Regions from separate parts of the Homo sapiens genome. Here all the other regions are linked to region 3. Evidence: chromatin contacts called from ENCODE Hi-C or POLR2A ChIA-PET data. All regions are on one chromosome and are shown on one strand. Each heading gives the region's core, a stretch centred on a gene start or an enhancer-like site at or near the end of the contact. The rest is flanking DNA. Distances are from core to core; before and after follow the strand shown.

Region 1 (3,289 bases), core at 465-2,964, 770 kb after region 3:
TTCTCTTTTTTTTCTTTTCTTTTTTTTTTTTTTGAGACGGAGTTTCGCTCTTGTTGCCCAGGCTGGAGTGCAATGGTGCAATCTCGGCTCACTGCAACCTCCACCTCCCAGGTTCAAGCGATTCTCCTACCTCAGCCTCCCAAGTAGCTGGGATTACAAACATGCGCCACCATGCCCAGCTAATTTTTGTACTTTCAGTAGAGATGGAGTTTCTCCATGTTGGTCAGGCTGGTCTCGAACTCCCGACCTCAGGTCATCCACCCGCCTCAGCCACCCAAAGTGCTGGGATTACAGGCGTGAGCCACCGCGCCCGGCCCTTCATTCTCTTTTATGCTCCATCTATCTATGCCATGACAAAGTCTACAGATTATTACACTAGACACTAAAAAAATACAAATTTGGAAAAATCTTCAACAACAGTTATCTGTCTAGGAAAACCTTCCCAAGCCACAGACAGTACCACTCACCTGCCGTATTTAGCTCTTCCTCACAACCTCTCAGCCCAATGGTCATCAGAATGTTGTCCACCAATACTCACTTCACTATTCAGGAGTGTGAAGATGTGCAAAACTCAATAGGTATGTCTGTGCTAATGTGAGTTTATATATATAACTGGATTAATTCTAGAGATCATATGGTTCACGGCCGGCTGGGGTGGCTCACGGCTGTAATCCCAGCACTTTGGGAGGCCGATGGGGGCAGATCACTTGAGGTCAGGAGTTCGAGACCAGCCTGGCCAACATGGTGAAACCTGTCTCTACTAAAAATATAAAAATTAGCCGGCAGGGTGGCACACACATTTAATCCCAGCTATTCAGGAGACTGAGGCAGGAGAATCACTTGAACCCAGGAGATGAAGGTTGCAGTGAGCCAAGATTATGCCACTGCACTCCAGCCTGGGCAACAGAACGAGACTCCATTTCACAAAAAAAAAGGCCAGGCACGGTGGCTCATGCCTGTAATCCCAGCACTTCGGGAGGCCGAGGCAGGTGGATCACGAGATCAGGAGATTAAGACCATCCTGTCTAACACGGTGAAACGCTGTCTCTACTAAAAATACAAAAACATTAGCCAGGCATGGTAGTGGGCGCCTGTAGTCCCACCTACTCAGGAGGCTGAGGCAGGAGAATGGCGTGAACCTGGGAGACAGAGCTTGCAGTGAGCCGAGATCGTGTCACTACACTCCAGCCTGGGCGACCGAGCGAGACTCTGCCTCAAAAAAAAAAGAGATCATATGGTTCAGGACTCTCAATTTATAGAAGAGAACATTTAGATCCCAAGAAGTCAAGTAATTTTCTCAAGGTGATAGCTCATAAAAGGGCCTGTACTAGAACTCAATTGTACTGACTCCTAGTCCTAGTTTCCTGCTCTATTTCTATAATTCCTGCTCTAGAAATTATATTCCTTACTAGAAATCTCCACATCTTTTCATGAAAGTATATAAATCTCTGTGCCTGTGTCAGTGAGCATGCATGTAAATGTCTACGTGTCTATCTGCAAGTATTTGTAAAGCATATCAATGGGCGTTTATGGCCTTCCTGCTCGAGAAACCTCTAGGTAATCTAGTTCTCTATGTCGGCACCGGCAGCGAAGTCAGAAGAAGTCTGAGTGAATTATTAATAAGCAGAATTAGCCCTTTCTCCAATTAGATCTATTCCTGGGTCTTCAGGAAATGGGGCAAAATAATCAGGGTGGAATCAGAGTCTCTCAGGGTCAAACTTGGTTCCAGCTGCGTGTGGTGAAAGCAACTAGAGGCAGAGCTATCAAGGGCTGTGACAGATGAGCAGTGGTCTGTCTGCAATGAGCATGTGCTCAAGCTAACATGGATACCATCTTGGTCTTCAGCCTAATCATTGCATCCTATGATGCCAACAAGAAAGGTATGTAATTCTCTAGCCTAATCTCCTGGAAAATACAGAGAGAGGCCTAGAAAGAGTTTCGGGGTCTCTTCCACCAGATAGAGATGTAGCTGATATCCAGCAAGCAATACTTTCCAGAGTTAATCCCATGTATCCACTCGCCTCTAAGAAGGACTGCAACTTATTCATTCCAGAGAGATAGCTGTCTGTTTCATGATGAGAGGTCTTCAGAGAATGTGATGCATTCTTATGTCTTGTTCATGTAATTAACATTAAAAGTCCTTTCACTGTTGGATGGCTTTCTTTAGAGTTTCAGTATTGTCATCACCTAAGGTTCCCAAATTCATACTGTTCATAAGATGTTGCCTTTTTTAAGTTGGTACATGTAAATAGCTAGACGGTGATATTCTTGGGTGGGGAGAGCTGAGGGAAAGGGTGATATTGGGTGGAATGGCATCATTTGCTGCTCTTTGGTAACTGCTTATTTAAAATATGAGTTTTCAAAGTTTCATAAACATTTCATCTCTAAAATTAGCTAATCAAGGCTGGGCACGGTGGCTCATGACTGTAATCCCAGCACTTTGGGAGGCCAAGATTGGTGGATCACCTGAGGTCAGGAGTTCGAGACCAGCCTGGCCAACATGGCGAAACCCCATCTCTACTAAAAGTGCAAAAATTAGCCAGGCATGGTGGCATGCACCTGTAATCTCAGCTACTCGGGTGGCTGAGGCATAAGAATCACTTAAACCTGGGAGGTGAGGTTGCAATGAGCTGAGATCGTACCACTGAAATCCAGCCTAGGTAACAGAATGAGACTCTGTCTCAAAAAATAAAAAATTAAAATAAAAAAATAAAATTAGCTAATCAGAATTAAGACCAAATGGCACAAAGTGCAGCAGTAACGAATTTGACAAATTATAAAAATGTCACAACCCTTTGAATTATGTGCCAAAAAGCATAAATAACTAAGACCTATGGTTCTGTGGAAACCTATAGAGATACCAAGGTCAGACAATATAAATCTCCAAAAGCTTTATTTAATACAAGAAAGAAGACAGAATAGGAGGGAGAAGAGAAAATAAGCAGTATTTAAGGAAATGGGTTGGTTAGACTTTCATTAACTTAGTAAATTTTCTTAACTCTATTTGACCTTTCTTTGTCCTAAGGGTAATAGATTGGTACACAGTATTCTTTATACTAGGTCAACTACTACTTTGTATGTATTTGGCTGGGTGTTCTTTTTTGAGGGCCGGGCGTGGTGGCTCACACCTGTCATCCTAGCACTTTTGGGAGGCCAAGGCAGGTGGATCACCTGAAGTAAGGAGTTTGAGACCAGCATAGCCAAAATGGCGAAACCCCATCTCTACTAAAAATACAAAAATTAGCTGGGCATGGTGGTGCATGCCCGTAATCCCAGCTACTCGGGAGGC
Region 2 (3,623 bases), core at 506-3,005, 910 kb after region 3:
TAGCTGTTTTTTGAGTTTTGGGGTAGAAATGGGGTTTCACCATGTTGCCCAGGCTGGTCACCAACTCCTGAGCTAAAGTGATACAACCACCTTGGCCTCCCAAAGTGCTAGGATTATCATTTTCATTACTAAATCAGAAATGTGGGCCGGACCTGGTGGCTCACCCCTGTAATCCCAAGATCTCTTGAGCCTGGGAGATCAAGGCTATAGTGACCTAAGATTGTGCCACTGTACTCTAGCCTGGGCAACAGAGTGAGACTCGGTCTCAAAACAAAAAGAACTAGACAGACATTTACTTTATTAGAAGGAGAAAATGTGATTACAAAAGCTTTTTGAATATAAAAAGGTAACAGTGTAGGCCTCTCCAGTATATACTCTGGCCCTCTGAAATTCCTAAAACTGAAAGTATTTTAGTGAGAGCATTTTACACAGTCATCTGAAGCACTGTTGTGGCCATTTTCTGCTGTTGACTGAACATGAAAAGAAAAGCCGTAGATAGAATTTCAGTTAACTGCTGATTCTGGTGGTTGTCATCTTTTTTTTTTTTTTTTTTTTTTAAAGAAAAGTAACCTCCGTGGCATTAGGATGGATGCTGTCTCTGATTAGGCCATGACCCCATGTAGCAATTCTGAGTGTCAGGTACCACTGCTCCAGGTATGGATGCCAGTGCTGACCACAAGGCTACAAGGCTGATGCCCGCATCCCAGGAGCTCTGTGGAGCAGGGAGCAATCAGGTGTTATTAATATTAGTGTATGCATTACTGAGATTAGAGGCCCGCTGGGAAGACACTAATCTTGTATTTTGTTCAGTACTTAGTGTTCGATGCTTATTATCCAAAAAGACCAGCATCGTCTCTGAGAAGATGTTAAGAACAAACCAGACTGGGCTCAGTGGTTCAAGCCTGTAATCCCAGCACTTTGGGAGGCTAAGGCAGGTGGATCACCTGAGGTCAGGAGTTCAAGACCAGTCTGAGCAACATGGCAAAACTCTGTTTCTACTAAAAAATACAAAAAATTAGCTGGGCATGGTGGCATGCACCTGTAATCCCAGCTACTCGGGAGGCTGAGGCAGGAGGGTCATTTGAACCCAGGAGGCGGAGGTTGCAGTGAGCCGAGATAGCGCCATTGCACTCTAGTCTGGGTGACAGAGAGAGACTCCATCTCCCCCCCGCCCCCGTCCCCCTGCAAAAAAGAAAACAAAAAAACCCAAAAAACCCTGGGGTTGGTTTAGGACAGCTCTTCCTTTCTGTCTTTCACTCTACCCTACCCCCATCCCCCAAGCCAGGAAAATATTTTTTCCTCCAAGAAGCACGTGCCATTGCCAGAGCATCTTGGGAAGGCCAAGTTGAACACCATAGACAGTGATGTGGTCATTCTTAAGCATTCTTCCTGGTCATCATCGTCCCAGAGACCATTGTCCTGCAGTGGGATGGCATGTTCACTCAGAGAGCACCATGCAATTTGTGATCCCTCAAATACGGGTCAAACTCTGCTACCCTATCTCCTTTCCCTGTCTCCCAGGACACATTTACTGAGTAGATTTTCATGCACCTGTGATATAATACCCATGGGTTTTTTATTTTTTACCATCCAGTTCTACTGATCTGATCTGAGAACTGGCTGACTCTAGGGCTTCTTGTAGTGCCTACTCTGGGGCTGCTCCTTGCTGAGGTCCACCCTCTGCAGCCAGGGGGATGTTTTGTGCACCAAATGGTGTACCAGGATGTGGCAGTAGTTCCCTGTTCTGGCACTAGGGGAAACTGGAGCAGCTCGGCCCATCTGGGCTTAGCCTTTCTGTAAGTAGCACTGAAACACCTTCTTAGGCAGATCCACACCCCCCCGCGTGTGTGGCAGACGCTGGCTGGTGGTGTGGAGCGCCGCGAGGCAGGTGATGAGAACACAGCCACGATTTAGTCACCGCAGAGAAGCAGTGTGTGGACTTGAGCTAGAAATCCGGACACCTTCCATCTTTTCCTAGTTTCACTTCTCAAGTTGAAATCTCTCACCCTTTCTGAACCATGTATTTTCCAATCTGTCAAGGGGGTCAGGAGTGTTTGTCAGAGAAGCATCTATAGCATCTGTGCCCTCTACGTGCCCTCTGGCGGAAGTTGTTTTCCTGAAACTTTGGACCAGCTTTGGCATTTTAAGCAGGTTTGTTGGCAAAGAGATGGACTGGCAGCAGCAGGGAGGGAGCAATGTGTCTGTCTCACTTGGATTCTGCCCCGAGGGCTCACAATCTGTTTTCCCTGCAGCACCAAGTACCCTAGCGCCACTCAGCAAATGCGAGTTAACGGAATCAGCCCGGCTTCTACAGGGAACCTGGGCTCCTTTGCCTCAGGAAGGCAAGTGGCTTCCCAGACAGCGTAATTTGGGAGGATGCATCGCTCTGCCACCCAGGCTGGAGTGCAATGGCGCGATCTCAGCTCACTGCAGCCTCTTCCTCCCGGGTTCAAGCGATTCTCTTGGCTCAGCCTCCCTACTAGCTGGGATTATAGGCATGCACCACTGCACCTGGCTAATTTTTGTATTTTTAGTAGAGACGGGGTTTCACCATGTTGCCCAGGCTGGTCTCAGGTGATCTGCCCGCCTCGGCCTCCCAAAGTGCTGGGATTATAGGCGTAAGCCACCGTGTCTATGGCCAAGCCTCTCTGAATTAGACAACAACTAGATAACCTACTTGGAAATTTGATTAGCATCTTCCAGATTTTCCACAATGAGGAGCGTCATCCCCAGCAGCTTGAAGGCCTAATTTTGTGTTTATTACCACAGTGACTTTGCTTTTTAAACCAGTAGGATTCTGCCAGGGAAGACTTGGAAGTGGCAGGAGACCCTGCTCTGCTGTAGGAAAGGATGTTCTCAGAGTTTCTGCCCTGTTCATAGTTTACATCCAATGCACACACACGCAGTTTCCTTATGTGACTGCGTCCTTGTTCCTCCTCATGCTGTGATTTCACCTGTGGACTGCTCTGTGTACTCCCATAGCATTAACCAGTCATGGGATGTGGGCTCCCAAAGCGAGGCCTAGCCTCGAGTGAGGAGGCAGCTCCCTTCAGAGAAGGGCAGTGTCCAGGAGGGACTTGTGGTCTGTTAGCACCAGTACACCTGGTGCCTCAGTCTTCCAGGGGGAATGCAGACAGAGCCACAGCACTCACCTCTGCAGCAGTTCTCAGACGTGCCCCCGACCCGCAGCCTCACCTCAGAAAGGCAACTCTTCCAGCCCCACTCTGGAGGGACGGAATCAGAAGCTGGGGAAAGGTCCAGCAGTCTGTGCGCACAGCCCTCTGGGGGATTCTGAGGCATGCTCAGGTTTGAGAGCCCCTGCATTATAATGATAGAAATAGTTGTAAATGGAGCCAGGCACAGTGGCTCATGCCTGTAATCCCAGCACCTTGGGAGGCCAAGGTGGGTGGATCACTTGAGGTCAGGAGTTTGAGACCAGCCTGGCCAATGTGGCAAAACTCCGTCTCTACTTAAAGTACAAAAAATAGCAACGTGTGGTGGTGCACGCCTGTAATCCCAGCTACTCAGGAGGCTGAGGCAGGAGAATCTCTTGAACCTGGGAGGTGGAGGTTGCAGTGAGCTGAGATTGCGCCACTGCACTCCAGCCTGGGTGACAGAGCCAG
Region 3 (3,181 bases), core at 377-2,876:
CCCTGGTGCTCTCAGTGTCTCAAACCCGAGGATGTGGCCGAGGCTGTTATCTACGTCCTCAGCACCCCCGCACACATCCAGGTGAGTCTGGCCCTGACTGTCTACTCACTGGAGGAACCCAACCAGCCCCAGAGGAGGGGAGCAGGGAGCCCTGCAGGGCCAGGGGAGAGTGTCACAGCTGCCTCATGCCTTGTACCTTCCACAGATTGGAGACATCCAGATGAGGCCCACGGAGCAGGTGACCTAGTGACTGTGGGAGCTCCTCCTTCCCTCCCCACCCTTCATGGCTTGCCTCCTGCCTCTGGATTTTAGGTGTTGATTTCTGGATCACGGGATACCACTTCCTGTCCACACCCCGACCAGGGGCTAGAAAATTTGTTTGAGATTTTTATATCATCTTGTCAAATTGCTTCAGTTGTAAATGTGAAAAATGGGCTGGGGAAAGGAGGTGGTGTCCCTAATTGTTTTACTTGTTAACTTGTTCTTGTGCCCCTGGGCACTTGGCCTTTGTCTGCTCTCAGTGTCTTCCCTTTGACATGGGAAAGGAGTTGTGGCCAAAATCCCCATCTTCTTGCACCTCAACGTCTGTGGCTCAGGGCTGGGGTGGCAGAGGGAGGCCTTCACCTTATATCTGTGTTGTTATCCAGGGCTCCAGACTTCCTCCTCTGCCTGCCCCACTGCACCCTCTCCCCCTTATCTATCTCCTTCTCGGCTCCCCAGCCCAGTCTTGGCTTCTTGTCCCCTCCTGGGGTCATCCCTCCACTCTGACTCTGACTATGGCAGCAGAACACCAGGGCCTGGCCCAGTGGATTTCATGGTGATCATTAAAAAAGAAAAATCGCAACCAATCTGCCTTGGCTTCAGGAGTGTCTTTCCATTCTTTCCCCTTCTCTGTGATCAGGGGTGCTTGTGTCTCAGAATTTCTTCCAGGTAGGTCCCAGGTGGGTGGATTGGGGGCCTCACTCATGGGAGTATGGATTACCTTAGGTAGCAGGAATGGGTTTGTTTGGGCCTTGAAAACATGTAGGAGTTTGACAAAGCGAAGACAGGTGTGCAAGGCTGAGAGGTCTGGAAGAGCATGCAGTGCTGTGCGAACAGCTCAGAACTTAAGCACAGGAGCAAGGAGCCAGATGGGGCTGAAGAGGCAGCTCCTTCCTGCCTTCCTGGATCGCTGGGGGGCTGAGTGCTGCGCAAGAGTCTCGCCATTACCTGTGGGACGGGGGCGTTAGTGAGCTTGTCAGCAGGAACACGACAGGCTCAGAGTCACTTAGGAAGAGAATCAGCGGCCCGGGATAGGAAGTGACTGTTGGGGTCCTGCTGGCTGGTGATGGGCTAGTGAGAAGTTCTGGGAAAAATCACCAGCGCCGGGATGTGGGGAGGGAGGCAACAAGACTGAATTGGTTGACCAGGAAGGCCAACCCATCTCCTTAAAGGGCCCTTCACTGGTGCGTGGGTGAATGCGGTCCCCGGCCTCCTGGGACCTCGAGGAACACAGGACGCAGCCGGTAGTACGGCCAGCTCAGCTCGCCGCTCCTCTAGCCTTGAGGGAGGCGCTGTGGGGGACAGCCTGGCAGCCACGCATGCGCAAAACACCGTCAGGAAGGGGCCGGGGAGGGGCGGGCTCCCGAACCCGGAAGCGAGGGACCCACGTGGGAGCCTGGGAGCGGGTGGTCGTAGCTCGGTAGTCCAGTTGTGGGTAATCGGGGCTGTTTGTTCCTGTCCGAGAGAGCTCGGCGGAGACGGCTGTCGAGTACCCTTCACCTCGGTGTTGGGAGCCTGGGAGCGAACTGCGGCGCGGGTTACCGCTCCCGGGGACGCAGCAAGGGGCATCGAGTCCCTGGCGGGAGCTGCGCCATGGCATTGCTCTCGACCGTCCGGGGCGCGACCTGGGGTCGCCTCGTCACCCGTCATTTCTCCCATGCAGCGCGGCATGGGGAGCGGCCTGGTGGGGAGGAGCTAAGCCGCTTGCTGCTGGATGACCTGGTGCCGACCTCTCGGCTGGAGCTTCTGTTTGGCATGACCCCGTGTCTCCTGGCTCTGCAGGCCGCCCGCCGCTCTGTGGCCCGGCTCCTGCTCCAGGCGGGTAAAGCTGGGCTGCAGGGGAAGCGGGCCGAGCTGCTCCGGATGGCCGAGGCGCGGGACATTCCAGTTCTGCGGCCCAGACGGCAGAAACTGGACACAATGTGCCGCTACCAGGTCCACCAGGGTGTCTGCATGGAGGTGAGCCCGCTGCGGCCCCGGCCTTGGAGAGAGGCCGGGGAGGCGAGCCCAGGCGACGACCCCCAGCAGTTGTGGCTCGTCCTCGATGGGATCCAGGATCCCCGGAATTTTGGGGCTGTGCTGCGTTCCGCACACTTCCTCGGAGTGGATAAGGTCATCACCAGCCGGAGAAACAGGCACGGACGTCCCTCATTCTCTATGTGCCCCAACTTGGAGACGCAGCCGAGTTCCTAAGCACCTTGGCCCTTGGGTGATCCCTTAGCCAGACTTACCTGTCCCAGAACTCTCATCCCCCTAGCCCTTGGGAGCCCTGGGAGGGTAGGGAGCCGGGCTTGAGATGGCCCAGCCTAATGCGGGGAACGGGGAAACCTTGCAGCTGCCCGCTCACTCCAGTAGTCAGCAAGTCCAGCGCGGGGGCTATGGAGGTGATGGACGTGTTCTCCACTGATGACCTCACCGGATTTTTACAGGTAATGAGGGGCAAGAGGGGAAGGAACAGATGTGAGCCCAGCTCAGCCTCTTCAAGGGGACGAAGCTAGCCCCTGGCGAGGGAGAGAAAGGGGCATGTTGGCACCGCTTCCTTTGGCCTTCTAAATCCCTCTGGGGATGGAAGGGTCCTGGAGTTTTTAAAACGGCAAATGGAGCATTAGCTGAATTCTTCCTAGCGTTATACCCTTTCCTGCACCCCTTCCCCAGGTATGCACCACTTTGCCTCTTCTGTAAGTCAGCCTCAGTGTCTATTTGCCTACTAGGTCGGGCTTCAGTAAATGCATTTTGTTCAGCTGTGGGGAGCTGCGTACAGGAGACCTGAGTTCCTCGAATAGGGCACAGCTTGAAAGGATGTTTGAACAAGAAGATCTTTATGCCATTAGTATCTAGCAAGAGACAAACCTTGGAAACCCCTCTCCCATCCGTTTGTCTTCAGCTGTGCTTCCCTTGCTGGACACAAGGAGGCAGTATT

What was found. A loop is a pair of places that touch in the nucleus more often than their neighbours do. ChIA-PET counts read pairs that join two places held with the same protein, here RNA polymerase II (POLR2A). Pooled maps may share reads with other maps.
Region 1: a map of endothelial cell of umbilical vein shows a loop between it and region 3 (18-fold over the local background). The contact joins the promoter of C17orf78 here to the promoter of MRM1 in region 3. A Hi-C loop is called at or near these places in 20 of 168 maps with a recorded cell type or tissue (CD4-positive, alpha-beta T cell, CD4-positive, alpha-beta memory T cell, CD8-positive, alpha-beta T cell and 15 more), 24 of 37 single-sample maps with no recorded cell type and 26 of 50 pooled maps. POLR2A ChIA-PET finds 5 or more read pairs at or near these places in 4 of 52 experiments (BJ, HEK293, MCF 10A and 1 more).
Region 2: a loop to region 3 is called in a pooled map, with 4 times the contacts of the local background. The contact joins the enhancer-like site here to the promoter of MRM1 in region 3. A Hi-C loop is called at or near these places in 2 of 168 maps with a recorded cell type or tissue (IMR-90 and breast epithelium) and 6 of 50 pooled maps.

Annotation. Positions count from the first base shown.
Region 1 is chr17:37,374,271-37,377,559 of GRCh38, forward strand. C17orf78 (chromosome 17 open reading frame 78) reads left to right here and starts at 1,715. Exons shown (of 7, transcript NM_173625.5): 1 at 1,715-1,880. The coding sequence starts at 1,823. All of the region lies in intron 1 of ACACA (acetyl-CoA carboxylase alpha), which reads right to left.
Region 2 is chr17:37,505,101-37,508,723 of GRCh38, forward strand. The region is part of intron 1 of DUSP14 (dual specificity phosphatase 14); the gene reads left to right. Among named protein-coding and RNA genes, the nearest start is that of DUSP14, 17 kb to the left of the region's middle. RefSeq lists enhancers at 1,912-2,412, 2,413-2,913. Within about 2 kb of position 1,756, at least 3 of the 41 ENCODE cell types and tissues checked have a DNase peak (open chromatin) inside an H3K27ac peak, as active enhancers do; they include breast epithelium, where a contact is called at or near this core.
Region 3 is chr17:36,599,957-36,603,137 of GRCh38, forward strand. It overlaps MRM1 (mitochondrial rRNA methyltransferase 1), which reads left to right and starts at 1,627. Exons shown (of 5, transcript NM_024864.5): 1 at 1,627-2,396; 2 at 2,597-2,690. The coding sequence starts at 1,855. DHRS11 (dehydrogenase/reductase 11) reads left to right here. Exons shown (of 7, transcript NM_024308.4): 6 at 16-81; 7 at 206-848. The coding sequence ends at 247.